Linked DNA regions of Homo sapiens: region 1 is linked to region 2. The links are chromatin loops, found by intact Hi-C in ENCODE. Cell type or tissue: heart right ventricle. All regions are shown on one strand. Links, peaks and the distances in the headings refer to the core of each region. The heading gives the core; the rest is flanking DNA.

Region 1 (2,803 bases), core at 229-2,728, 1.6 Mb after region 2:
TGGAATGGCGAGTAAAATAAACTTGACCCCCGACATTCAGCTCTACCACCTCAGGGAAGGAGTTGGGAACTGCGGACCCTTGTTCTCGAGGATAATAACGACTACAGTTTCCACTCAGAGCCATTGTCCCTTTCTTCTGCTGCTGCTATTTTGATTTAAAGGTGCAATCCAATGGAGTCACAGCCTTATCCTTTGGATCAACTTGTAAGAAAGGGAAAAGGATGCTAACTTATTAAAAAATGACCTCCTCTTATCCCAGTATTTTTCCCCCAAGAAATCAAAATGTATAAGAGTCCACAGGTGAAGTGATGCTGAAAAAGTAGTTTAAACCCTGGATGGTGGATGGTAGTGAGCTGCTACTTCATAAAATATAATCAACTCGTCTATATCCAATCTTCCATCAAGCTCACATGCAAGGCAGGCCAATTCCCCAGTTACTCAGATGTCCGTCTGAAGGAAAAGAGAAAAAATTATTTCCTCAAACCTGGAATGAGTCAGAAAAAGAGTCCTCTGGAGAGAGAGAGAGGGAGGGAGGGAAAAACAGAGGGAGGGAGAGAGAGATTATTTTACATAAGCAGCTCTGGAACTACTGATCTCAGCCATTCTTCAATTAAATCATAGCTTCTCTCATGCTATTTTGTGCCTACATGTTTATCTATAAGCCTCTGTCTCCAGCAATTAGTATGAAAAACAATTTACTTGTAAGTCTACATTAAAAAGAAACATGCAATTTTCAACTTCCAAATGGGAATTTTTTTTTCAGCTGGACAGGAAAAGCAATAAGTCTTAGAGCTTACCTTAGTGAGTGCTGGAGACCCAGTTCTTGTGAAAAAAATAATAATAACCATTTGTAAAGCAATCAAAATCCACAGCCAAACTGAGTCTGGATCTTGTCAAATCCCAAACAGGTAAACGACCGAGGTATCAATGAAAAGTGCCAGAGAGGTGTGCTCTTGGAAAATAACTATTATATATATGCATTTATATAAATGCCTATTTGTATTTATGTATGTATGTAGGTACATATGTGTTCATTCCGTATCTTAAGTTAAAACAAGTCGCAAAAAAAGTTAAGCCCTGATGAGAGGAGGTTGGGTTGAAGAAGTAAAGCAGAGAAAATATTCAACCAAAGCTTCCCCAGGGGAAAAGAAAAATGGAAAAAGAAATCTTTGGAAAGGATCCTTAGAAGAGAGTTGCAAGAGGTACCAGGACTTAGAAGCTTTTCAGAAAGCCCAGAAGCAGAAAGATGGAGAGATGTGCCCTGCTAGGGTCCCAGGTAGCCACCCCACCTGCCGGCAAGGGCAAACGGACTCCCATGTTCCCAGCCAGGTGGGAGCCGGTGCGAGCCAGAGGCCAACGCAGCGCAGAGATGCCGGCGGGGGGCCCGGGGCTCCGGCTTCTCTGGCGGCGGAGCTGGGTGGTTCCACAGTTCCCAGTGCAGTTCGGATGCTGTTGTTTCAGCAGTGCAGGCAAGAAACCATCCAGGGAAATGACTATTACATCATCTTAAAGGAATATGGCTTGGAGAAAGCGGAGGCAGCTCCGAGTCACGTCCTCCTCGGTGACAGGTTGCCAGGACTGCACGGGGACGCCGCGCTCCGGCGGTGGGCACGCGATTGCCAGGCGCGCGGGGCTTGGGGCGGGGACGCAGTGCTGCGCAGCCACTTCCCTCCCTGTCCTGTCCTGGAGTCTGGAGTTTCCAAGGGCCTTTTCCTTCTTCCTTGTCTTTACCTCCATCACCATCCCACAGCAAATCCCTGCCCCCTACCCAAGAGGTAAGTTGTGAGATAAACACAACTGACTTTTTATTTGAAAAATCTACAGATCTTCCCCCCTCCCCCCTCCTCGTTCACGGAATTCCTTCCTGCTGAAGGGCAAATATCCCTCTAATGCTTGTTTTAAAACACAGACACGCACACCAAATGACCCCAGTGTTCAAACTACACAGTGTTTTTTTTAATCCTTTGATTTAAACCATATTCACTCAAATTCTCCCTTTTTTTCCTTTTCTATTTCATCCGCCTGCCACCACAACCCCTAGCAAATAAATAAATATGAATATATATGTAAATAGGTAGATACATAAACACTCTCTCTGAAATTAATGATGCTCTTTCAAAATGAAGACGTGAAGCACCGGCACCCACAGAAAGCCCACAGTTTACATCCATAAGTCATTATCTTAGCTCACCTGTAAGAAATTGATACCTGCAACCTTTTTCTGGGGTTGTTTCCTTACTGCGCGTCTCTTTGGACGTGCCCCCAGCCCCTCCCAAGTCATCCCAAGAGGACTCTGGTGGAAGGCACTGCTGCTAAAAGACATTTTACTCCTGTTCCAGAGGGCTCCCTTAAGTGCATCATTAGAGTTTCAGGAAGGCATTTCCAGGGCAACCTAATCCACTAACAAAGTGCTTCCAGTTGAGCCTGACAGTCAATAATGGCCCAGCCAACAGCTTACAGTAAGTCGGCCATTTCCCCTTTAAAACACCAGTGTCTTAGGGCTCACATCCCTGATAAGAATATAGTGCTTGGTCAATGAATAATATATGTGAGGCACACGCCATCCCAAACAATTGCTATTTTTAAAAAGTGAAAAACAAAAATGGAGGTGAACTTAGGAATTATATACATTTTATGAGAAACGTGTTTATTGCCAACTCTTGCCCAAAAAATTAGCTTGAAGATACGCTCAACAGTAGGATAAATTAGTTTCTACTTTAACAATCTTTTCTTTCAATAAGCATTGGGTTACTGAACATATTCAGAGCGTTAGCTAACATTCCTACACCTGATTATATTTGAC
Region 2 (2,803 bases), core at 258-2,757:
GAAGGATCTTGGATGATCACCTGGTGGTTCATCACCCCGACCTCACAGATGGCAGCGTTGTAGTCTGCATGTCTTGGCTCGTTGCCCTTTGTTCTTTCTATTTCATCATCCTATTGAAAGACCAATGAACAGCCATTCCAAATACTTTTCAACTTAAGTACGTTTTGTCCTTGATCATTGAAATTTTGATTAATTTATAACTCGTTTCGTCTTGGTATAAAATCAACTTTGCTTTTCTTCTGAGATAGACTATGGTGTGGAGCTCATAAAAGGAATTTGGCATAGCTCATGGTGATTTCTTTCTGCTGCTAAACACCAAATCTCTTTTCAGCAGCCCCATCTCTTTGCATGTACATGTTTGGCAGCAGCCTAGATAACAGATTCCCTTAATGCTTATAACACGGGTATGTTAATATACCAGACTTACTGTAGGTCTTCTTTGCCTTCTTTGAAGGACTCTTCAGACAGATCTGTCAGTCACCTGCTTCCTTGTACTCTCTCTGGTAACCTCATTTGTAAATTGGTAGACAGTGACTCCTTTGGATGTCACTGACTGTTTCTGAGAGGGGAAGCAAATGTTATTAAAAAAAGGCATTGGCTTTTGAGCTTTTTGGAAAGTTCATATTTTAATAACTCTTTTAAGAGTAGGCTTTCTGAAAGCTTATGGGTTTTTTTTTCCCTCGGCAAATATGAATGCAAAATGTTATATCTTCATGAAGCTTCTCCCAGAAACATATTGAATATTCTGTAATTAGATGGATTCAGTTTCTTGCCTCTAACTTTTTATATATATGTGTTTGCTTTAATGCATATTCCCCCCCAATATTATGGAGTTCTTGGCTTATCTTTTAATATGTAAAAACTAAAGCAAGCAGATACAACAGCTTTAGGCACGTCTACATTTTACCCTTGTTAGACTGTTACATACATATGATATATACAGTGGTATTTGTAGTAGTTTCATGTCTTCGGGAAAGGAAAAGGAGTTAGTTTACACGTTCTGTGAAGAAATTAAAAATTATAAGGAAATGCAAAATGAAGTCAAATATACCTTTAAAAATCCCTTAAATCATCCATAAAGTAGTATAGCATACATGGCATATGTATGCAGCCTGTGGGATCGTTCTCTTGCACACTGCAGTTTGTGATCAGCTAAGCCAGGATCAAGAAAGACAAGGGCTTTTGGCAGATATCTGGGTCTTCAGATCACATTGCTTTCATGAGAGTCTCTAGTATGAAATGGGGATTGAAGAATCCCATGTGAACCTGCTTGTCTGCGGGCTTTACACTATTATATTTATAGCAGAAATACTCTGTATATTAATACTTGATAGGTTTCCACGCTTTGAGAAGGACTGAATGAGATCATGCGCATGGCAGCTTCTCTAGGATAGCACCCTGCGTGAACACAGTAGCTGCTCAGTTAAGTCTTTGATGGGTGTGATCCTGATTCAGCTTGATCAATTCTGCAGTCATACTGGATTGTGTTTGAAAAGGTGTCCAGAAAAACCTGGCCATCTGCCTCCTGTCTTCCCAGGTAAGTGTTCCTGGTATTGACCTCTGAGAAGCCTTCCCTCTTTCAACTTTTTCTCATGGGAGTTTTGGTAAATTTTCATGAATTAAAACATGAATATTCAGGTTACCACAAGATGGCGTCAGATCATTTCAAGTAATGCCAGGTAGGGGGAGCCTCAGTTCAATAAATCTTTAAAGAGGTTGAAATATGTGCCTTTCATAGTATGGTAGTTAGCTATTGCAAATAAACCCCTACTTTCTTCTACTGTTCTTCTATGGAAACTTGAGGCTCTTGGCTGTTCAACTCCAAAAATTATGTAAGTGTGAAGTATTTGAGTTTATAATGTTTAAGAATTTCTCTGATAGCTTAGTGAAGTAATCAGAACTTGAAAAATTTGATCATCATGTCTCCCTGGTGTTTACATTTTCAACGTCTTTTATAGTTTAGTTATCTTTCTACAACTTATGTTGAATTTGTAATATTCAGTCAATATATATTTATGGGTATGTAATGAACAAACTAGAACTGTAGTAAACGAGATAAGCACATTTTACTTTAGTGTACAAGTTATAATTTATACACATATAATCACAATTCAGAGGACCTGTGTGAGTCTCAAATATCTCCCTTGCTTTAGGGGTACTGTGTAAGCGAAAGTCTCCTTTCCTGAGGAGCAGAGTATCTAAACCTGACCCTCTGTCATGGGCATGTAACTCGGAAGGGCTGAACTTCAAGAAAGCAATCACTGTAGTTCCAAGTTTTTTTTTTTTTTTTTTTTTTTTTTTTTTTTTTTGAGACAGAGTCTCACTCTATCACCGAGGCTGGAGTGCAGTGGCATGATCTCGGCTCACTGCAACCTCCGCCTCCCAGGTTCAAGCAATTCTCCTGCCTCAGCATCCTGAGTAGCTGGGACTACAGGCATGCACCACCACATCTGGCTAATTTTTGTATTTTTAGTAGAGACAGGGTTTCACTATTTTGGGCAGGCTGGTCTCAAACTCCTAACCTCAAGTGATCCACCCGCCTCAGCCTCCCAAAGTGCTGGGATTACAGGCATGAACCTCCATGCCCAGCCAAGCATTTTTTTTTCTAGGGCTAAAATGAGTGAATGAATGAATATATAAATAAATAGATTTTTAAAAACCAAGTTTTTCATCAGTTATCAAGATTTCAGTTTCCAGGATGGAAGTGTGAATGACAGAGTTTACCAACATGAAACATGAAGAGATATTGAGGTTGCTGAAAGCTGAGCCACTGCTCTCTTCATAGATTGGTTTCTGACTGAAG

Evidence for each region. Peaks named below come from ENCODE experiments on the same cell type or tissue, not always from the same donor. Only the 100,000 strongest peaks of a DNase experiment are listed, where the experiment ranks them.
Region 1: a loop joins it to region 2, with 9 times the contacts of the local background. A loop is called at or near these places in 54 of 110 quality-filtered maps.

What each region holds. Positions count from the first base shown.
Region 1 is chr5:144,204,036-144,206,838 of GRCh38, reverse strand. KCTD16 (potassium channel tetramerization domain containing 16) reads right to left here. Exons shown (of 4, transcript NM_020768.4): 3 at 1-450. The coding sequence starts at 124. Among named protein-coding and RNA genes, the nearest start is that of KCTD16, 35 kb to the right of the region's middle. In heart right ventricle, for the core only: no CTCF peak of the experiment used is centred there; a DNase peak (open chromatin) is centred at 1,528; H3K4me3 peaks cover 611 bases; H3K27me3 peaks cover 1,963 bases.
Region 2 is chr5:145,824,732-145,827,534 of GRCh38, reverse strand. The region is part of intron 1 of PRELID2 (PRELI domain containing 2); the gene reads left to right. Among named protein-coding and RNA genes, the nearest start is that of PRELID2, 9.2 kb to the left of the region's middle. In heart right ventricle, for the core only: CTCF peaks have their summits at 1,457 and 1,659 (motif pointing right); no DNase peak of the experiment used is centred there.